Regions from separate parts of the Homo sapiens genome. Here regions 2 and 3 are each linked to region 1. A link is a loop called in an ENCODE intact Hi-C map of the cell type or tissue named here. Cell type or tissue: CD14-positive monocyte. All regions are shown on one strand. Region 1 overlaps SAMTOR (S-adenosylmethionine sensor upstream of mTORC1). Region 2 has its middle 66 kb from the start of LINC03076. Region 3 overlaps DOCK4 (dedicator of cytokinesis 4).

Region 1 (8,000 bases):
TCATCTTTCTCAAGTGCTTTTCTCTTCCCACCATTTTGGAAATATTCTCTGCATACACTACAAGTAAAAATAAAGTTGTATTTTAACATACTGTGTACGACTACAAAATAAGACGGAAAAAATTGGCTTTTATTAATCAAGATGGGAAACTTTCAAATTTAAGATTTCTGCTTTGAAAATGTCAAACTGAGATAAATTTGAGCACCTTGTAGCACTTTCAAATTTTTAAAAATTACTATACAATAAAGAATGATCACAAATTATGTTTAGTAAATAAAAAATATGTTTTTTCAGGATTACAGATGTGTTTGTATATACTTTACTGAACTTCTCTCGACTAAAACTTCTCCAGCAAAGCTTACATAACTCTACTATGCAGTGACAACATCCAGAAGGAATAGTAGTTGCAGTTAATTTTGAGCTGGCTTTACTAGTAGTAGACAGATAACCCAACAGCTGTTCTTGAGGTCCCTCTGGGTTTATGATAACAAAGTCAGGGTGAGTGTGCGTGCACGCGCGCACGCGCGTGTGTGTGTTTGTATGTATGTGTATATATATGTGTATATATGTATATATGGAGAGCGAGCGAGCTCATTTTTCTTCTTATTTGCACTTAATTTACTACATATAGCTCATACTTTACACAAAGCTATTTTATCATTCTCCACAGACATTGCTTGGTGAAGTTCCAAAAATACATGGCAAGAGAAGAATTGAAGAGCAAAGAATTCATGCAAAACTGGTTTCAGCAAGTACAACTATGGTCCAAGGGAACTATGCCCATTTCTCCTTCATGCTTACAGGATCCCATTAGTTCAACTTCAGTTTTTCTTAGTTCCTATTACTAAGACTTCTTTAACTTATACTATGTAGATTTAGTTTTAACTCTATACGCAGAAGTTGAAACTTATTCAGCATGAATTAAACATTTATTAAGTACGCATCATGTGTAGAGGTGCATAATGATGGCCAAATTGCAGAAGGCATAGTTGTTACCCTCAAGAAGCTACTGTTACCTCAGTAAAGGACACAAATAATTACTATATATAACAATAAAAAACATGATTGATAAACAGATAAACAAAGATAGTTATTTCTATAAATAAAGTACCTAACCCAATCTAAAATCAGCAATATAAATGGATTTTAGAAAGATAAGTAGGAATAAACCAGGAAAGTAAAGTAGAGTGGAAACTTTCTAGGCAGAAAGGACAGCATAAGCAAAGACATGAAAGAGAAAAGCAGAATGAGTCTTCAGAGATGTACCTCAGTTCAAGATACATGAAGTTTAAAGTACTGGGCAGAAGATGAGTGGACCTATTCACAAATGAAAAAACCCTGAGCCTAGTGCACACATAAAGAGGAAGGAGAGCCAAGGTATGCAAGCTTCAAATCACACAAGATCCACAGGCCAATTTTAAAATGCAGTCTTTACAAATCTAATCTAATGACAGAGAGCAGTTTAGAGGTTGCCTGGGATAGGGTGTGGGGACGAGTGCAAAGGGGTACAAGGGAGCTTTCTGGAGAAAAATGTTCTATATCTTGATAGTGGTGGTGGTTACATAAGTGTAAACAACTGTAAATACCCACTAACTGTACACTAGATGGGTGCATTTTATTGTATATAAATTATACCTCAGTAAAGCTGATAAAAATGTAGACTTTATCAACTTGAAATTAATACTAAAAAGCTTGCTTATGTTTCTATCAGGTAGAACCATATAAAACTGGTGATATTCAAAAGTTCTTGAGCTACAAAAATTGCAATTTTATGTGGTCTAACCTAACAGCTACTAAGGCAGTAAAATACTTAAAGGGCTAAAATTCTAGGTTCTCATAGAATAATGACAATCATCTAAATTCCAATATCCCCATATACCCTCAAAAAACATACAGATCAATAAAGAGAGCAAATAAAAGCACTTACCATTTATACCTATGGCATAACAAGGAAATAAAAAATAACACTTCATTTTACTTGTTATTGAAAAAATAAAAATCTGAAACCGAGTTGGCTTTGGAGGCCACTCAAAGTACAGAGTCAGATGACGACTGCATAAAAGAGAGAAATGTATGAAAAGGTGGCCAAACAGAATCTTCCAGCAATCACCCCCTAGACCTGCAAGAATATCAAATTGAGTAACTATCCATGCAAAAAAGCACCTTCATAAGAACTAAGTCAGTTAAGAGATCACAGTTCCTACAAGAAAAGATGCATTGAAGATGATAGGAACTCCATAGACAGTCTTGAACTGTCTATACCATCCTCTCCCAAGCCCCGGCAGTACACCCCAGAGAGATAATCTTTGTGCTTTGCAGAGGGAGTGTGAAATAACTACGGGACTTTGCACTGGAACTCCATGTTGCCCTGTCACAGTGGAACACAGCACTGGGCAGAAATCTACTGGTGCCCACAGGGGGCATTTAGACCATCCTTGAACAGACAGAAAGAAGTCTGCTGCCCTAGTGGGAGGAATCTTAGTCCTAGTCTGCTTTGCTACTGGCTGAATAAAGTGGCCCTGGGCTCCCAATAAATGTCAGTGGCAGCCAGACCATGGCAACTGTAGTCTTTGGGTGAGCCCCAGTGCTGTGCTGGTCTCAGCAGAGGCTGTGAGCCCAGGGTACTACAACCAAGTGTGACACCAGCTGTGGTGGCCATGGGAATGCCTCCATCACCCCTCCCCTCATTCTAGGCAGTACAGTGTAGAGACTTCTTCCACTTGGGGCAAGGAGAGGAAGAGTATAGGAGACTTTGCCTTGCAACCCAGGTACCAGCCCAGCCACAGTAAAACAAAGCACCAGGCAGAATCCTAAAGCCCCTGATTCCAGGCTGTTGTTCCCACATGGCACTTCTAGACCCACCCTGGGACAGAAGGGAATCCTCTGCCCTGGGGGGATGGACCCCAAGTCCCTGCAGGATTCATTACCTGCTGACTAAAGTGGCCTTGGACCTTCAGTAAACATCAATGACAGTTCAAATATGACCCAGCATGAGGCCAGCTGTGGTGGCCACAAGAGTGTCTGTGTCACTTCTTCCCCAACTCTGGTCAGACCAGCATAAACAGACACTCATTCCACCTGGGGGAAGAAGAGGGATTTTGCCTGGGAACCCAGCAACTTCTCCCTTATCTTCAAGTCCATTAGGGCTGGGAATTCAGCAATCTGCAGAAGTTGCAGTGTACCTGGGCTTAGAGTGCCCTCTAGTGCTGAAATGGTTACAGTGACCACAGGCTTAGGTAATACTTTAGATAAACTCTGAATGCTTAGAAGGCCCTCTGAAAAAGGATGGATACTAACAAGTCCAGATTACAAAGACTGGAATAAATATCTAACTCTTCTATGCCCAGACACTGAAAAACATCCACAAGCATCAAGAACAGTCAGGAAAATGTGACCTCACCAAACAGACTAAATGAGGCACCAGTGACCAATCCTGGAGTAGTACAGATATATGACTTCTCAGGGAATTCCAAATAGCTTTTTGAGGAATCTCAATGAACTTCAAAAAAACAGAGAAGGAATTCATAAATCTTTCAGGGAAATTTAACAAAGAGATTAAAATAATTTAAAGAATCCAACAAAAATCCTGGAGCTGAAATATTCAATTAATGAACAAAAATATGTATTACTATCTAAACAGAATTGATCAAGCAGAAGAAAGAATTAGCTTAAAGACAGGCTATTTCAAAATACAGAATCAGGGGAGAAAAAGAAAAAAGGAGTGAAAAAGAAAGAAGAATGCTTACAAGTCTGGAAAATAGCCTCAAAAGGGCAAATCTAAGAGTTATTGGCCTTAAAGAGGAAGTACAGAGACTGGGGTAGAACGTTTATTCAAAGGAATAATAACAGTTTTCCAAACCTAGAGAAAGATACAAATATGCAGTTATAAGATCAAAGAACACCAAGCAGCTTCACCCCAAATAAGACTACCTTCAAGGCATAAAATCAAACTCTTATAGGTTAAGGACAAAGAAAGAATCCTAAAAGCAGTAAGAGAAAAGAAACAGGTAACAAATGAAGGAACTCCAATACATCTGGCAGCACACTTCTCAGTGGAAACCTTACAGGCCAAGAGGGAATGAGATGACATATTCAATGTGCTGAAGGAAAAAAAAAAAAAAAGGAAACAACTTTCAACTGAGAATACTGTACCCCGCAAAGCTATTCTTCAAACACAAAGGAGAAATATGTAGATAAACAAAGATGAAGGACTTCACACCAGACCTACCTTACCAGAAATGCTAAAGAGAATTTTTCAACTTGAAAGAAAAGGATGCTAACACACAATAAGAAATCATCTGAAAGTATAATATAAAACTCACTGGTAAAGGTACATACATAGTTAAATTCAGAATACTCTAAAACTGTAATTGTAGTGCATAAACTATTCATATATTCAGAGGAAAAAACCCAATGGGATAAATTTATTATATCTGTACATATATATATATATAAACAGATATCTAAGAAGAGATTTGTAATAAGGAATTGGCTTATGTGATTATGCAGACTGAAATGTCCCACAATCTGCTATGCCTAAGCTGTAAAACCAGGAAAGCTCCAATCCAAGTCCAAAGGCTTGAGAACTATTTTATAAGTTCTGGTCCAAGTACAAAAAGGCTTGAGAACCATTTTATAAGTTGTAGTCTAAGTTCAAAGGCCTAAGAACCAGAAGTGTCAATGGTGTAGGTTCCAGCTAGATGGAAGGCCTCAAAAGAGGCCTACTCACCCACAATAGAGAGGGCAATCTGCTTTACTCAGTCTACAGATTCAAATATCAATCTCATTTGGAAACACCCTCGCAGACACACCCAGAAATAATGTTCGGCCAAATATCTGCGTACCTTTTGAATCAGTAAAGTTGTGAATAATATTCCATAATACCTAAAATTAACATAGGCAACACAATATTGACAGAAAAACAAACTGAAGGACTACTACCAACTTCAAGACTTACTATAAAGCTACAGTAATCAAGACAGTGTGGTAATGGTGAAAGAAAAGACAAATACATCAATGGAACACAATAGAGAGTGCAAAAATATACCTACAAAAATATGGTCAACAGATCTTTGAAAAAGGAGCAAAGGCAATACAATGGAGAAAAAAGAAAATTTTTTCAACAAGTCATGCTAGAACTAGACATCCACATGCAAAAAAAGAAAAAAAGTAAATCTAGATATAGACCTTACACCTTTGACAAAAATTATCTTGAAATGCATCATAAATGCAAAATGCAAAACTATAAACTGTCTAAAAGGTAACATAGGAGAAAACCTAGATGGCATTGGGTATGGTGATGACTTTTTAGACATGACACCAAAGGCATGATCTGTAAAAGAAAAAATTGATAAGCTGAACGTCACTAAATTAAAATTTTTTGCTTTGTGAAAGACATTGTCAAGAGAATGAAAAGAAAAGCCACAGACACTGAGAAAATATTTGCAAATCATACATATCAGGGGTCCCCAACCCCCAGTACTGGTCCGTGACCTGTTAGGAACTGGGCTGCACAGCAGGAGGTAAGTGGCAGGTGAGTGAGTGAAGCTTCGTCTGTATTTACAGCTGTTCCCCATTGCTCGCATTACTGCCTAAGCTTTGCACCTTGTCAGATCAGTGACAGCACTAGATTCTCATAGAAGCACGAACCCTTATTGTGAAATGTGCATGTGAGGGATCTAGGCTGCACGCTCCTTATGAGAATCTAAAGCCTGATGATCTGTCACTGTATCCCATATAACCCCCAGATGGGACTGGCTAATTGCAGGAAAACAAGCTCAGGGCTCTCACTGATTCTACATTATGATGAGTTGTACAATTATTTCATTATATATTACAATGTACTAATAATAGAAATAAAGTGCACAATAAATGTAATGCACTTGAATCACCCCGAAACCACCTGCTTCCACTCCAGTCAATGGAAAAATTGTCTTCCACAAAACCAGTCCCTAGTGCCAAAAAAGTTGAGGACTGCTGACATATACAATGAAGAACTGTTATCTAAAATATAGAAAGAACTCTTAAAACTCTGTAAGAATGCAAATAAATTTAAAAACCAGGTAAAAGACCTGAACAGACATCTCATCAAAGAAGATACACAGAGTGGAAGCAACAAGAATGCTTATCAAGTGCTGATGAGAATGCAAAATGTTACACTTTTTACAGCAGCTTTATTCATAATTATCAAAACTTGGAAGCAACCAAGATACCCTTCCATAGGTGGATGGATAAACTGTGATACATCTAGACAACAGAGTATTATTCAGCAGTATAAAGAAATGAGATATCAAGCCATAAAAAGACACAGAAGAACCTTAAATGCTAATTACTAAGTAAAAGAAGCCAATCAGAAAAAGCTACAAACTTTATAATTCCAACTATATGACATTCTGGAAAAGGCAATCTATGAAGTCAGTAAAAAAGGTGGTGGTTGCAGGCCGGGCGTGGTGGCTCATGCCTGTAATCCCAGCACTTTGGGAGGCCGAGGTGGGTGGATCACCTGAGGTCAGGAGTTTGAGACCAGCCTGACCTACATGGAGAAATCCGTGTCTACTAAATATACAAAATTAGCCAGGCATGGTGGCGCATGCCTGTAATCCCAGCTACTTGGGAGGCTGAGGCAGGAAAATTGCTTGAACCGGGAGGCGGAGGCTGCAGTGGACGGAGGTTGCGGTGAGCTGAGATCGCGGCATTGCACTCCAGCCTGGGCAACAAGAGCAAAACTCCGTCTCAAAAAAAAAAAACAAAAAAAAACAAAAAAAAACAAAAAAAAAAACCAAAAAAGTTGGTGGTTGCAGATGGGTGAAAAGGCCGGCACAAAGGATTTTTAGGGCAGTTAAACTATTCTGTATAATACTATAATGGAGGATACATGTCATTATACATTTTTCAAAAACCATAGAATGTACAACATCAAGAATGAACCCTATGGTAAACTATGGACTTTGGGTGATAATGATCTATCAGTATAAGTTTAACAACTCTAACAAATGTACCACTCTAGTGCTGGATGTTGACAGTGGGGGAGGCTATGCATGTTTGGGATGGAGTGGTTGTATATGGGAACTTTCTGTACTTTCTGGTCAATTTTATTGTGGGTTTCTGGTCAATTGTGTTGTAAACCCACTGCTCTAAAAAATAAAGTCTACTTAAAAGAGAAAACAAACCAACCTTGGGATAAATATATCATGTATCTCCTGATGTATTAAACTGAGAGGGACACAACATCACCTATGCAAAACTCTTGCTAACAATACACTTAACTTATATCTAATCACAAATAAACTACACATATCCAAATTGAGAGGCAATCTATAAAATGTTGACTTTTAAAAAATGGCCGCATAGGCCAGGCACAGTGGCTCATGCCTGTAATCCCAGCACTTTGGGAGGCCGAGGCAGGCAGATCACCTGAGGTCAGGAGTTCAAGACCCGCCTGACCAACATAGTAAAACCCCGCCTCTTCTAAAATATAAAAATTAGCTGGGTGTAGTGGCAGGTGCCTGTAATCCCAGCTACTCGGGAGGCTGAGGCAGGAGAATTGCTTAACCCTGGAAGTGGAGGCTGCAGTGAGCCCAGATCGTATCACTGCACTCCAGCCTGGGTAACAACAGCGAAACTGTCTCAAAACAAAAAAAAAAAGTCGTATCATAAAAAGACAAAAAAGAAAAGAAAAAAATGATGAATTTTTCTAGATTAAAGACCAAAAAGGCTTCACAACTAAGTGCAATGAGTTATCCCTGATGGGATCCTGGATTGAAAAAAAAAAAAATACAGGTATAAAGGACACTATTGTGAAAATTGGGGAAATTTGATTATGGATTACATTATTAGTTAGCATCACATTAATGCTAAATTTCTGGAGTGTGATAGTTGTATTATGATTACGTAGAAGAATGTTCTTACATGATACACACTGAAGTATTCAGGAATAAAAGTCTGGTAATTTCTGTAACTGACTCTCAAAAGGTTCAGCAGAGAGCAAGAGAGAAAAAGGA
Region 2 (8,000 bases), 350 kb before region 1:
TGTGGGTCATGCCAACCGCCTCATCAGTCCCAATAAGAGAATCTGCATACCTCAGCTGAAGGTGCAGGATCCACTCACCATTTTTGTTCTCCTTAGTGGGAGCCGTGGTTCACAGTGGCTTCTAGTCGGCCATCTTGGTCCCTCCATAGGATTTTAGAATCAAAACTTTTAAAATAAGTAACAGACATAGGACATAAAATTCAAAAAGTGAAAAAAGGGTATGCCATAAAAATTAAGTCACTTCCCCAGAGATAAACCTCTTGATGGTTTGTGTTTCCAGATAGTCTATCATAGGATAGGTTTTGAGCAAACGTTTTATCAAAATGAACAACTCAGCCAGGCATGGTGGCTCACACCTGTAATCCCAGCACTTTGGGAGACCAATGCAGGAAGATGGCTTGAGGCCAGGAGTTCAAGACCTGCCTGGGCAATATAGCCACCCACAGTCTCTACAAAAAATAGTACAGCTAAGCAAGCAATTATGTAGTGTTGCATGCCTGTGGCCAGCTACTCAGGAGGGTGAGGTGGGAAGATTGTTTCAGCCTGGGAGGTTGAAGCTGCAGTGAGCTGTGATAGCGCTACTGTACTCTAGCCTGGTTGAGTGAGACCCTCAAAAATAAATAAATATATAAACACTTCCATTTCCTTCATACCCAGTGAGTTGCTTGTTATATAGTAAGTATTCTCTAAATGCTAATCATAGGAAACTGATGAATCATTTAGAAAGTTTTATAAAAATAATTTTTCCAAGTTAAAATTTCTCTTTGTTTACTACATAATACCAAAAACAATGTGAAATTAAGTAGTGATCTAAAAAAGGCAAATAGAGGTGTATGTAGTTTGAAATTGTTTTATTGCTTTAAAGCCCTCAATATCCAGATGATGAAAGCAACATTTCAGATTAGTAAAGAGAAATGTAGATTATTTAGCAAATGGTATTGGTACAATTGAGTAACCACCTGGAAACAAAACCAAAGTGGATCCACAGTTTACACTTTACATAAAAATACCTTCAGATGATTCAAGTATTTTTATATAAAAAATAAAACTATAAAGGTTTTAGAAGAAAACATGAGAAGAAACTTGCTGGTGGGGAGAAATGAGTGAAGGAAACTTTTTCATGATAGACTTTTTTTGTACTTTATGAATGCTGTACTATGTACATGTATCAACTAGTCAAATATTTTAAAAATAAAATTGAATAATTAAGTTAAATAAGGATATTGTTTTTGTCAGAATATTCAAGTCTAATTTGTACTTCAAATACTTAGTATTAACTAATTTCTTTCCAACTTCATTTCTGCTGTAACAACAAAACCTGAACATGGCAGTGAATATGAGACCCCCTTGCTCTTGCTGCTTTCTGAACGAAGAAATTGGGGAAAATAGTTGCATGGTAGGAGGAATTACTGGAAATGAGAAATAAAACACATTGGATAATATTGTGAAATATGTACTTGTACTCTCCTCACTACTTCACTTTCCATGAGGATTTTTACGTGCTTTATAATATAATATTTTGAGAGAATGACCACATCTTTGGGTTTTCTGATTGGTAAATCTGTTCTAATCTGTGTAATTCACAAATATAAGAAGCTTGATAGAAAACGAGCTTGCTTTGTCTATTTTGTTCTTCCTATTTCAGGCTTTAGCTGACTAAAATGAAGATATCATAATGCAAGCACCAGATGTGACTAGAAAGTTGATAGAATTTAGAGCCAAGAAGAGCTCTAATCTTTGCTTTAGACTTGATTATTATCAACATATTTAAGGAGTTTGCTTTTGGAGGAGTGAAGTGATCCCACAAATTCCAAGCAGATAATTATAAAAACTTGTTAAATAATTAAAAAACTATTTAAAGATATTAGAAAGTATTGAAAAGCAGCTGAAAGACAGACAAAAGTTTAATCTCTGAACCAGAAGGGGTAAGAATTGTGAGTTTGTCTAATCCCCAGAATAACAACTGAGGAAAACTACAAAACATTGCTTAGATACATTTTATAAAATTACAATAAATGGAAAGATATACTGAATTTATGAATTGGAAGATGCAATAGAATTAAAATGTCAGTTAACCTCATTTATAGATTTAATAAAATCTCGCATATCCCAGGAGGCATTTTCCTTAATGGAAATTAACAAGCTGATTCTAAAATTTATATTGAAGTGCACACTACCCAGAAGAGCCAAAATAATTTTGAAAAAGAATAAAGTTAGACTCACAGTAACTGATTTCAAGATTTACTATAAAGTTGCTATAATCCAAATAGTTTCATTGGTGTAAGGATAGACATATAAACCAGAGAGTTCAGAAATAGACCGGTATGTAAACGGTCAAGTGATTGTTGACAAATGTGTTTCAGCAAATGCTGAAGCTATTAGATATCCATATGTAAAAATATCATTACCTCACGCCATGTAATTTTTTTTTTTTTTTTTTTTTTTTTAGAGATAGGGTCTCACTCTGTCACCCAGGCTGGAGTGCAGTAGCACAATCAAGCTCACTGCAGCCTTGAACTCTTGGGCTCAAGTGATCCTCCCGCTTCAACCTCCTGAGTAACTAGGACCACAGGGGTATGCCACCATGCCTGGCTAACTTTTGTATTTTTTGTAGAGATGGGGTCTCCCTATGTTGCCCAGGCTGGCCCTGAACTCCTGGCCACAAGTGATCCTCTCACCTTGCTTCCCAAAATGCTGGGATGACAGGCATGAACCACCATACCTGGCCACCATATAAAAATGTTAACACAAGTTGAATGATAGGTCTAAATGTAAGAGCTAAACTACGAAACTTCTAAAAGAAAATCTAAGAGAAACTATTTAGTCAAAGATTTCTAAGGTAAGACAAAAAGGACAAAGAAAATGGATAAACTGAAATTCATCAAAATTAAGCACACCTATTGGACCAGTCATCGATTGAAATCTACCCTTCTAGTCCCTGCTTTGTAATAGTGAGGTTGCATCCTATAAATATTTATTTGCCAGCTAGTGGAATGCTAGGCTTTGTCAGTAGAGGGCACTAGAGTAACACTGCAAGATGATAGCAACAGGAACTTTTGGGAGTGAAGAAAATGCTATGTGCTGTTAAAATGAGATAGTTAACAATTCAGCACCCTAATTCCCCAAGCCACATTTCAAGTGTTCTATAGCCAATGTAGTTCACGGCTACCACATTGGACAAGCCAGATACAGAATATTTCCATCATTACCAAAAGTTCTATTAACCTCTGCTCTATATCTATTGTGTTGATGGGGTACATGGCTGTATACATTTGTCAAAACCTATCAAATTGTTTGCTTAGAATGAGAGAATTTTGTATGTAAATTAAACTTCAATAAGAATTTAGCAAAGTGCTATTATTCTTTGATTAAACAGTCTCATCTAGGGTTTTAGTAATTTTCATCACTGAAACTGCACAATTGGTCTCCCTCTGATGCTGAGCGGAAGCTGGACTGTACTGCTGCCATCTCGGCTCACTGCAGCCTCCCTGCCTGATTCTCCTCACTCCTGCCCAGTGCCTGCGATTGCAGGCACGCGCCGCCAGGCCTGACTGGTTTTCGTATATTTTTGGTGGAGACGGGGTTTCGCTGTGTTGGCCGGGTCGGTCTCCAGCTCCTAACCGCTAGTGATCCGCCAGCCTCGGCCTCCCGAGGTGCCGGGATTGCAGACGGAGTCTCGTTCACTCAGTGCTCAATGGTGCCCAGGCTGGAATGCAGTGGCGTGATCTCGGCTCGCTACAACCTCCACCTCCCAGCCGCCTGCCTTGGCCTCCCAAAATGCCGAGATTGCAGCTTCTGCCCGGCCGCCACCCCGTCTGGGAAGTGAGGAGCATCTCTGCCTGGCCGCCCATTGTCTGGGATGTGAGGAGCCCCTCTGCCTGGCTGCCCAGTCTGGAAAGTGAGGAGCGTCTCTGCCCGGCCGCCATCCCATCTAGGAAGTGAGGAGCGCCTCTTCCCGGCCGCCATCACATCTAGGAAGTGAGGAGCGTCTCTGCCCGGCCGCCCATCGTCTGAGATGTGGGGACTGCCTCTGCCCCTCCGCCCCGTCTGGGATGTGAGGAGCGCCTCTGCCCGGCCTCGACCCCGTCTGGGAGGTGAGGAGCGTCTCTGCCCGGCCACCCTGTCTGAGAAGTGAGGAGACCCTCTGCCTGGCAACCGCCCCGTCTGAGAAGTGAGGAGCCCCTCCGCCCGGCAGCCACCCCGTCTGGGAAGTGAGGAGCCCCTCCGCCCGGCAGCCACCCTGTCCGGGAGGGAGGTGGGGGGGTCAGCCCCCCGCCCGGCCAGCCGCCCCGTCCGGGAGGGAGGTGGGGGGGTCAGCCCCCCGCCCGGCCAGCCGCCCCGTCCGGGAGGGAGGTGGGGGGGTCAGCCCCCTGCCCGGCCAGCCGCCCCGTCCGGGAGGTGAGGGGCGCCTCTGCCCGGCCGCCCCTACTGGGAAGTGAGGAGCCCCTCTGCCAGGCCACCACCCCGTCTGGGAGGTGTGCCCAACAGCTCATTGAGAACGGGCCATGATGACAATGGCGGTTTTGTGGAATAGAAACGGGGGAAAGGTGGGGAAAAGATTGAGAAATCGGATGGTTGCCGTGTCTGTGTAGAAAGAAGTAGACATGGGAGACTTTTCATTTTGTTCTGTACTAAGAAAAATTCTTCTGCCTTGGGATCCTGTTGATCTGTGACCTTACCCCCAACCCTGTGCTCTCTGAAACATGTGCTGTGTCCACTCAGGGTTAAATGGATTAAGGGCGGTGCAAGATGTGCTTTGTTAAACAGATGCTTGAAGGCAGCATGCTCGTTAAGAGTCATCACCACTCCCTAATCTCAAGTACCCAGGGACACAAACACTGCGGAAGGCCGCAGGGTCCTCTGCCTAGGAAAACCAGAGACCTTTGTTCACTTGTTTATCTGCTGACCTTCCCTCCACTATTGTCCTATGACCCTGCCAAATCCCCCTCTGCGAGAAACACCCAAGAATGATCAATAAAAAATAAATAAATAAATAAATAAATAAATAAGAAATTCTTGAGATTAAATAAATCTAAAGAGGACAAAAAAAAAAAAAGTTTGAGACCAGCCTGGACAACATGGTAAAACCTCATCTCTACTAAAATAGAAAAAATTAGCTGGGCATGGTGGTTCATGCCTGTAGTCCCAGCTACTCAGGAGGCTGAGGCACAAGAATTGCTTGAACCTTAGAAGCGGAGGTTGCAGTGAGCTTGAACCCTGGAAGCGGAGGTTGCAGTGAGCTTGAACCCTGGGAGCAGAGGTTGCAATCACGCCACCACACTCCAGCCTGAGCAACAGAAAGAGACTCTATCTCCAAAAAAGAAAAACAAAAAAAGAAATTCCCTCTTTACTACACTCATTATATGTGTTTGGAAATAGGACACAAACCTTATCTGTATAAGGAACTTGCATTTTAAGTAGCAAACTAACTCAAGATCCTCAATAGAAATATGTGCTCAATCCTTCAACATGAAAAAAAAAAAAAGCCAATCCTTTAAAAAAAAAAAAAAAAAAAAAAAAGAAACTGCACCATTAAATAAAAGCCTTGCAAACATCAGTGTGGCTCCCTCTCAATGCCCTGCTTTTTTTGCTTTTTGAGCCAGAGGCAAACAGTGCTGCAGTGTTTACAGTTTTGTATTTAACATTTTATTCTGAGTTTCCATTTTTAAACTAGGATTTTCAACTCTTATCTTACTTTAGAAAATTAGCATTATATTCTTTGGAGATTTAAACAATTTTGTAACCATTTTTTTCATGTTGTTCGCGAAACTTAGTATTCTAGGAGAACTGCCAACCATTTAAAAATGTTTTTCCAAGGTGGTTTAAATAATTATTAAAAATTATTTGATGCATAAAATAAAATCTTCCTATCTAGTGCAATTCCCAGATGCTAGATGATTGTCTTTTCCAGAAAAATAGCTTGTGAGTGAGAAAAACCATGGAGGCACCTCCATGGCAGGGGATAAGATGGGCAGAAACCATGTCTCTTTTGTTTAATAAATTGCATCTTGAACAGCTGAATAGTACCTGACACTTGATGCATTTCTGTTGAACAACTGAGTGAACAAATGAATTCTAGTATCGGGGAAGTCGGTTATTGGTTCTAGATTTTGTAAACATGGTGCATCTCACCAGCAAAGAACGGAAGAGAATTGGGGAAATACATAGCTATTCTTTATCTTTTGCTGAGATACTTCCTCCAAATTTCTTTTCACTGAGTATTGGGGCCAATTTTCTAATTTCAAACTCTATTTACTACAGCAGAGGGCAGGAGGATGGCAAGTTCTAGACATTTAAATGAGCAAATAATTAAGCTTTTCTGCAGGCTTGTAGTTTAAGCACTTGAAGCAGACAATTTGAAGCGCTACCATGGGAACTCCTATCCAGCTATTTGCCCAATTCTTCTCCTGGATGTCTCCAATGTCAAAGTGCTTAAATCTGAATACTTCCTTTTTCCCTAACTACACTTCCTTTTCCCCTGAGTACTCTTTCCTGGTCTGCTTTATGTGTCTTAGTGAGAACTAGTATTTACCAGCCACCCCAGCCAGAAACCAGGAGTTACTAGACTCCTCTTTCTTTCTCACCTTCTAGAGCCAATTAATTGCCTAATCCTTGTTAATGCATTAAAAACAGGATCACCACTAGTTGTGTCCAGAAATATCACTGGGGTGGATGAAAGTGGGAAGAACAGGCAAAGAACTTGGTAGGTGTAGAAGAGGTGGCTTCCTTTGGAAGAGTCTTAAAATGTGGCCTCCATTTTCATGATAGTTGTTAAAAGATTATGATCAACTTTTAGAGGAAACAATGTGAAGTCAAGACCCTGATATTACAAAGTAGTTGGAGTGATGGGCCTCTTTTACTTGTAATATTTCTTAAGTAGCCACTGACAGAAACATATACTATGTCATAGGTTTATCATCTCTCTCTTTTAACCTCATATAGTTAAATTTTGTGTTTTTGTTTTCAGCAGTGAAAATATTTAAGATGTACTCTCCTGGCAAATTCAATTATATATTATTACTAACTTTGCTAGAATCTCTTTATTAGACTTTTATGCCTCTAGTCCTACTTATTTCAATTCTTTCCCCATCTTGATGTCAGAGTCATCCTTCTGAAACTAAATTTGCATTTATTATTGGCTCAAAAACCTTTAGTGATAGCACTTGACAACCACTAGGGTGGCTAGAATAAAAAAAGTCTGATAATAACAAGAGTTGGTGAAGTTCTGAAAAATTGGAACTCTTACACACTGCTGGCAGGAATGTAAATTGGTGCATTCACTTTGGAAAACAGTCTGGCAGTTCCTCAAATGATTAAATGTAGGGTTACCATATGACCTAGCAGCTCCAACCCCAGGTAGATACCCAGAAGTTACAAAGTCTGTCCACAAATAAGTTGGTACACACATATTTATGGTAGCATTCATCATAATAGTCAAAACATGGAAACAACGTAAGTGTCCATCAATAGACAAATGGATAAACAAAATGTGCTATATCCAAAAAATAGAATATTACTTGGGCATAAAAATGAAATATGCGTACTACAACATGGATGAACCTTGAAATCGTTATGCTAAGTAAAAGAACCCAGTCACAAAAAACCACATATTATTTGATTCCATTCCTATGAAATGTTGTGGAGGAAAAGTTAAATATTAAATTTGAACTCAATTGAATGTGGACACAAACAGTGGTCACCAAGTCCCAGAATAGGTTGTGTGAGCCCCTTGAGGCATTCATCCTGTGCTGTTTTGGAAAAATCTCTATTTCAATCTATTCCTATATGTTAGTTACTGAAAAAACAATAGACAATCACAAAAACAAGTTGACCTTTTTTGTTCCTTGAGCCCAGTCGTGAAGGGCCCTCATGGCTGGGCCTCATGCCAAACAACTAGTTACAAAAAGAGTTAGGGTCCCAGACTGCACCGAAGCTTCATGAGACCTCTCCTTGTCTGTGCACGGACGGGAGGCCAACTCTGGAGCCCAGGCTGTTGCTTC
Region 3 (8,000 bases), 1.1 Mb before region 1:
TAATCATCAATTCTACATTAGCACTGCAACAACCAATTTAATCCTTAAAATAATATCCAAGCATCTCATGTCTTTTAAAACTAGTTTTTTTTTTCTTTTGAAGGGTTAAATATTCAGAGACCCTGAATATTATCCCCTTTCTCATGCTTATTTGATACAAAGCACCATGGGAGATATAAAGATGCATTTATGGATCCTCTGATGTCAAGGAGCTTTCAGCCCAGTTGGGAAGATGGGACATATGCCACATGAACCTCATATATATATATAACAGCACCATAAGGTGGCACAGGATGGCACACAGTTGGGAATTATAGAAAACAAGATAATATATACTGCAGGATCTATTTGTTGGAGAGCCAAATAGAATCATAATGACTTAAAAATTCCAGGCTGTATGGAGGACCTAATTGTGAAAATGATAAAAGTGCTCTTCAAATGTATGTCATTGGGACTGCTATTGCCTTGAAGAGAAGGTCTGCCAAGCTCTCAGCAATCAAGTAATTCAGGACTACAATTAGCATATTTAAATATTGGTTCATTCAGGCAAGGAAACAAATTAGAGTTTTTAAAGGTCACTTGGATCATCTTAAACCAACACTGAAAAATCCTAGAATATGAAGACTGAACATTCATCAAAGACAAAGAGAAGGGAAGATAAGCAAGAACATAGAAGATTTTGTAACATGTGTAACCATCAAAAAGCACGTGTTCAGGGTATATAAGGATTCTTAAAAACCAGGAAGAAAAAGGCAAACGACCCAATAAAAAATGAGCAAATGAATTAAACAACCACTTACAAAGGAATACATTCAAATGGCCAGTAAACAAATAATGAAAAGGTGTTGGGCCTCATTTGTGATCAAAGATGTGAAAAATACTGCTACAATAACATACTACTAAACACCCACTGAAATGGTAAAAATGACAACAGCAGATGAGAGTGAGACTGTGAGCAACGGACTCTCAATTACTGCTACTGGAAGTTCAAGTTGGTTCATTCACTTTGGAAAAACAGTTGAAGATATATATACATGTGTGTGTGTGTGTATATCGATTCAGAAATTCTAGGCATATAAGGAAAAGTGGGGTAGGAGGTTTGTGCACGTGTACCAGGAAACATGTACAAAAATGTTCATAATCTCCAAAATCCGTATGTCCATTGACAAGAGAATAAACATATTGTGATATGTTCATGGAATGGAATAGTATACAGCAATGAAACAAACTTCAATCACATGCAATAACATGGAAAAATATTACACACAACACTGAGTCAAATATGTCTCAATAGAACACAAGTAGTATGTTATATAACGTTCAAAACCAGGTAAAACCAAATCGACTTGTTTAGAGAGGCAAATAGGTGATACACTAAGCAAGGGAATGGATACCATAGAAGTCAGGATAGTGACTACTTTTATGGTGAAGATGGAGCTATAATTGAGAAGAGGTGCACAGGAGGCCTGCAGGATACTGCTGGCAATGTTCTGTTTCTTTACCTGAATGGTGGAAAACGGGTATTTACTTTCAGATTATTTGTAACACTAAACCTTTGTTTTATGTACACAAAACCTAAACCATAAAGGAAAAGTCTGAGAGCTCTGAGTAACTGAAAGTTAAAAAGTAAGCAAAACATCTTAGAACATAGAATGGTGGTTCCCAGGGTCTAGGGGAAAGGGGAGAGGAGAACTTCTGTTCAGTGAATATCGAGTTTGAGTTTTCCAAGATGAAAAACTTCTAGACATCTGTTGCACAACAATGTATATATAGTTAACACTACCATACTGCACACATAAAAATGGTTACAATAGTAGGTTTTATGTGCTTTTGGCTATAAGAAAAAAGCAATCTTCATCTTTATAAATTCAAATGCTATTAAAAATCAAATTTTCTAAAAGTAAATAAAACAAGACATAATAAACACAGGCAAAATACAAACGACTTGGAAAATATTTCCAACATGAAGGATAGATAAAATGTTAATATTTGCCAAATACTGAAGAAAAGGGGCAAAGGATATGATTGGTATAGAGTTCATCAATATATGAAAACATATCTTCACTTAGCATTCAAAAAATGCTGAAACAAAACATCCAACCCCAGTATAATTTTGGTCTATTATTTGGAAAGATTAAAATATACAACACTTAGTGTTGGAGAAGATGCTGGGGAAATAAGTATTCCTAAGACTAGTTATCCCCTCTAGACAGGGTGTAAACGATATATCCCATTGCTGAGCCATGAATCAGTGGTTACAGTGGGGATACTTTTGATTAATTCACTTCTAGGGAAATATAAGGGGACGGTCAAAGAAGTGTGCAAAGATATGTGATAGAGTGTTCACCAAGAATTACTTTCCTCTATCCTTCAGATTACAATCTCTAAATATTGTTCACCACTAAAATGAATAAGGAGTCATTGGAGAAATAGCTGCTTTCAGGTCTGGGGCAGGAGATGTTCAAGTGATCCTAGACCACCTCGTCTTACCAGGAAGGATGGTAAAGGTAAGGATGGGAGGAAAACATGAAAGTATCTGGCCTGTGATCCATTCATTTTCTTTACTGGGGAATGTCCTTAAGGGACAGAAAAGACAGGTGACTATGTCTTATCTCTTTGTCAATTGAACCTTCAAGTAAACAGACTAAAAGTAATTGCTAGGAGGAAGAGATGTTATCTACAGAATGCCCTAAAGTCCCCAGTCAAAGGATTTCTTTAAGTAAATAAATAAACCAGAATCCATGAGGCATGATTACAGAATGTCCCTGAGAAGCTTTACAACTAACTCTCTGGAGTAGAAAATGGAATGTTTCATAATCGACACTTCATAATTTAAACGTGCTTCTGAATGAGGAACCCTGTGAACCTCAGGGACTCCACCTATAATTCTGAATTATTACTGATGTGGGGAAGAAGGACCTAGCAGACGATGTGTAATGTCTCAGAAATCTCGCTGCTTTATCTGAGCATCCTGCCTGCCTTGAAATTACTAGTAAAGCTTGATGCTGGGAGGGGTCGCTGAGTCCTGCATCGAACTTGACAATCAGATCCTGTGTGTTAGCTCAGTAACAAACACTACTTGGATACTGTGAAAACAGACTCAGGAGCCATTTTGAAGATGCTCCCAACAGGCAAAGATGGAACATTTTTAAATTTAATAACTGCCATGGATTAAAACAAAACAAATATACTTATATCCATGAGTTACTAATGATCCAAAAACCAACCAAACAAAAACCCCTCCAGTCGCTTTTGTAGAATACAGCATTATCTTTCCTGTACCTCAGGGTAATCAAATATTTAGTGAGAGGACATTTCTCTTTACAGAGTATTCCAATGAGTAAATAAACATGAAATAAAATATCACCATTTTGCAACCCATAAAAGATTAATGGATCTGGTCAATGATCACCAGTGGCTGCCAACATCACACACACACACGACAACCAGTAGCACATAACACCAAGTATGAAGTAGTCTTGTGAAAATAAAAGCAAACATTTTATCAAGTCTCTAGTTCTAACTACCAATTTACAAGGAATACAGGTGACAGAGAAACATGTTATATGACTTCACTGGGATGCAGTCTGCAGAATCCACACATACGGAAACATTTCAGGATAAACAGTCTTTAGTTTCTTCAATAAAAAAATAAGGAAAGTGATGCAAGGGGAAACTTACAGATTGAAAGAGACTTAGAAGACATTTCAATCAATTGCAATGCATGGCCCTTATTTAAATCTGGATTCGAATAATAGAGTAAAAATATTTTTTTTTTTTCTGTTTTGAGACAGTCTCACTTGTTCTGTTGCCCAGGCTGGAGTGCAGTGGTGCAATCTTGGCTCACTGCAACCTCCACCTTCTGGGTTCAAGCAATTCTCCTGCTTCAGCCTCCTGAGAAGCTGGGATTACAGGCGTGATCCACCATGCCCAGCTACTTTTTGTATTTTTTGTAGCGACAGGGTTTTGCCATATTGGCCAGGCTGGTCTTGAACTCCTGACCTCAAGTGATCTGCCTGCCCTGGCCTCCCAAAGTGTTGGGATTACAGGTATGAGCCGCCATGCCTGGCCTAAAAATATATAATTTTTTTTTTTTAAAAAAGAGGGTTGAGACTGTCACCGAGGCTAGAGTACAGTGGTATGATCATAGTTCACTGTAACCTCAAACTCCTGGGCTCCAGTGATCTTCTGGCCTCAACTTCTGGAGTAGGAGGTTGCTAGGACTGCAGACATATGCCACCATGCTGACTAATTTTTTAAATTTTCTGTTTAGACGGTGTCTTACTACATTGCCCAGGCTGGTCTAAAATGCAGAATAAAAGACTTGGTAAAGTGTGGAATGAACACTGTACATTTTATGATCAAGTAATTATTGTTAATTTTTAATGTGACAATATTTCAGGTTTTTAAAAATAAATATGAATACTAAAATATTTGTAGATGAAGTGATATGACATCTGAGATTTACTTCAAAAATAGTCCAGTTGAGAGGGAGCAGGTAGACATGTAGATGAAACAAAATTGGCTTGATGGCTGTTGAAGCAATGATGGGTAAGTCAGGCTCATTATATCATTATACATTTTCTCTATTTTTGTATGCTATAACTTAAGTTTAAAAAGGTCACTGGCTGCCATGTACAGAGGAGACTACAGGGATAAGGGGGAAAGCAAATCTTTTAGGAGGCTACTGCAGTAATCAGGCACTAGGTGGCGCTATCGGTGGGGGCGCTGAGGAGTGGTTAGATTCTGGGTATACAGTATTTAGAAAGAGGCACATTGTTTTCTGATGGGCAGGATGTGGTATGAAAATATTCTCGTAATCTTTAGTTGGATTTTTAAAAAATCATTTATGGATTCTAAACTATAAATGTTTGTCTTGATTAAAAATTTTTTAATCAGCTTAGGTTTTTTTTTTTTTTTTTTTTTTTTTGAGACAGAGGTTTGCTCTTGTTGCCCAGGCTGGAGTGCAGTGGTGTGATCTCAGCTCACTGCAACCTCTGCCTCCCCGGTTCAAGCGATTCTCCTGCCTCAGCCTCCCAAGTAGCTGGGACTACAGGTGCGTGCCACCATGCCCGGCTACTTTTTTGTATTTTTAGTACAGACGGGGTTTCACCATGTTGGTTAGGCTGGTCTTGAATTCCTGACCTCAGGTGATACACCTGTCTCAGCCTCCCGAAGTGCTGGGATTACAGGTGAGCCATGGCACCCAGCTGAAATGAGCTAATTTTTTAATCAGGACAAAAACACTTTTTTTGGGTTTTGAAAATAATAAACTACAGAGGAAACAATAGTTCAAAGGCATTGATATCTTAACAAAAGTTGATAAGCTATTGGGGGGGGGGTCTGTGATTTAGAAAATAAAGGTCCCCAATTTCATCTGAAACCTTTGGTGCCACATGTTTCAGAATGAAGAACTTTTCAGATTTTAGAAAGGCAGTATAGGGCCATATATGGTATATTATGTAACCCCTAGCAGGATCTAGGGCAGGTTCCTTTAATCAAATGCATTACATTAATAAGGCTGGGCATGGTGGTTTATGCCTGTAATCCCAGCACTTTGGGAGACAAAGGCTAGAGGACTGTTTCAGCCCAGGAGCTCAAGACTAGCCTGAGCAACATCGTGACACCTCATCTCTACAACAAATCAGAAAATTAGCCAGTTGTGATGGCACATGCTTGTGGTCCCAGCTACTTGGGAGGCTGAGGTGGGAGGATCACTTGAGCCCGGGAGGTCAAGGCTGCAGTGAGCCATGATCATATCACTGCACTCCAGCCTGGGTGACAGAGCAAGACCCAGTCTCAAAAACAAAAAGGAAATATAATATTTCTACAGTGAAACACATGAACATTCACACTAAGTGAAATAAAGTTAATAAATGGACTTGCATTAGAAAAGGTTGGGTGTATTATTAGCAAATGAGCTTTGGAGCCGAACAAATGAAAACATCTCTTGGTTTTCAGATGCTGACATCTGCAGATGAGGAATTTCAATTCAACGTGATGTATTTGTATTGAGCACCTACTACCTGTCCCTGTTCTTGAAGACCTTCTACACTAGGAGTTAAACCAGGAAACCAATAGCTTTAATCGACAGTGAGGACATTCTAGGCAGCAAGAACAAGAGAAAAACACAAAAGCTGTTAAGAGTGGGCTGTGTTCAGGGAACAAAACAGCTGAATTTGATTTGTTCCATTTGACAGAACATAAGATTACATATTCTAATAAAGTAGGCAGCTGATGTTTGAAAGGTTGTGTTTAGTAATGCTCCTTTTATCATTATCAGCATGCTATTTTTTATTAGCATTGTATGTGTATATGACATTTCCAAGGGCTAGGACCATTGATGAGACTTCACAGGATTTAATGCTCTGGGTAGTAAGTAGCTAAAGGCTCTCTGAATCATTAATGCAGCATGGATGACTAAAAACACTTCTACAAGTTGGACCCATGCCATTCAGCGGGAAGCATAATAAGACTTTTTGAGCACTGCGTTTAGCAGTCTCCCCACTTCCATGGAAGGTACCAGGGCACAACATGTAAGCAGCCAGCTTTTGGGGACTCTGGACCTCAGACTGGACAAGAATACAACTGCACTGATGTAATCTGCTGAATAGAGTTCAATTTTAACTTTTAAATCCTTAGCTTAATTGAACATGATAGGCCGAGAGTAGTTTCAATGCTGAGACATTTCAGGTAAGACAAACAATTCTTGAAAAACAATTTGGTCAGGAGCTGTTCTTTCTTCTGGATTGACAGAATAGGCTTGTGACCTAAATAAGGTATGAATTACATTATATTTGCACAATTGGCACACTTCCTATCAGAGAACTATGGCAATGAAAGGGTGAGACCCAGGCTCAAAAACAAACACATTATTATTTCTGCAGTGAAACAAATGAACATTCACACTAAGTGAAATAAAGTTAATAAATGGCTATAATGGATGTAGCAAGGGAGGCTGTGAGACTGCAGGGCTATGGCTGACATCGAGGTGCTGTCGCTGGAAGAACAGCACAGACAGCTGGGTGGGGTCCCACCCTGGATGTGGCTGCCTTCAGCTGCTGCTCTCCCTGCTGTCCACAACTGGGGCCTGGAGCTGGGGTCACATTTTACAACCGGAGGGTTCTTGGGAGCTGTGGTTACCAGGTTCTACAGTGGCACCCACTGATCTACAGTGGGTGCTCCACCCAGGACTGCTCAGTGAGACTAATACGCTGCCATCCTTTCTACTGGGAACTGTAACAACACGGACTTACTGTGCATCGGGCACTGTGCAGAGACTTGACATTAGCCTCCTTCAGCCTGTAAGAAACCTACTGCTAGAAGAGAGTAATATAATTGGCTTTGGAATCAGAAATATCTGGGTTGGAGTCTCTCTTCAACATCTTGCTATGTGATCTTTGGCAAAGGCTTTTGACCTCTTGTCAAAAATTGCAAAAACAGGAATAAGAATATATACCTCATAGCTTTGATATGATGATTAAATAAGATAAAGCAGGTAGTATTAGCACTGGTATGATACACTAAGCACTGAAGGTCACACAGCTATAGTAATTAGGAGAGCTGGAATTCCAAGTCTTCTAACTCAAGGGCCTGAATAGTTTTTTTACATGTAGCAAATTGAGTTGTTTTCAAGGAATCCCTCCATCTGGACACATTAGGATAATATTAATATTCACCTTCTCAGCCTTGGTAATAGCGGTCAAGACCATAAACATTCACTATTTTACTATGAGTGCTTCCAGAGAATCTGGGTCGAAGGAGAAGTAATGAATATACGGCACAACTCCAAGTGAACAACTGTGATGAGAAAGTGCTTGAGAACAAGCTCTGATCCTTACCACTTCACGCTTTTCCACTTCAAACCAGCGAGAGATGCCAGGCAAACTCTGCACCAAGTATAATGACGTTCTCTCCACCCAGAGACTCTACAAAACACAAAACACATTAAGTCTCCCAAGTTGCCCTTCTTTCTAGCTACTTCCATGACTAGTGTTTGT

The links. Peaks named below come from ENCODE experiments on the same cell type or tissue, not always from the same donor. Only the 100,000 strongest peaks of a DNase experiment are listed, where the experiment ranks them.
Region 2: a loop joins it to region 1, with 9 times the contacts of the local background. A loop is called at or near these places in 54 of 110 quality-filtered maps.
Region 3: it touches region 1 in a loop (3-fold over the local background); 14 of 110 quality-filtered maps call a loop at or near these places.

Annotation. Positions count from the first base shown.
Region 1 is chr7:112,895,683-112,903,682 of GRCh38, forward strand. SAMTOR (S-adenosylmethionine sensor upstream of mTORC1) reads right to left here. Exons shown (of 5, transcript NM_152556.3): 3 at 1-57. Among named protein-coding and RNA genes, the nearest start is that of SAMTOR, 40 kb to the right of the region's middle. RefSeq lists enhancers at 2,938-3,037, 3,218-3,267. In CD14-positive monocyte, CTCF peaks have their summits at 3,193 (motif pointing left) and 3,392; a DNase peak (open chromatin) is centred at 3,189; H3K27ac peaks cover 781 bases.
Region 2 is chr7:112,547,628-112,555,627 of GRCh38, forward strand. No RefSeq gene overlaps it. Among named protein-coding and RNA genes, the nearest start is that of LINC03076, 66 kb to the right of the region's middle. In CD14-positive monocyte, CTCF peaks have their summits at 3,014 (motif pointing right) and 3,217; a DNase peak (open chromatin) is centred at 3,014.
Region 3 is chr7:111,747,674-111,755,673 of GRCh38, forward strand. DOCK4 (dedicator of cytokinesis 4) reads right to left here. Exons shown (of 53, transcript NM_001363540.2): 42 at 7,842-7,928. Among named protein-coding and RNA genes, the nearest start is that of DOCK4-AS1, 57 kb to the right of the region's middle. In CD14-positive monocyte, CTCF peaks have their summits at 4,677 (motif pointing right) and 4,876; a DNase peak (open chromatin) is centred at 4,708.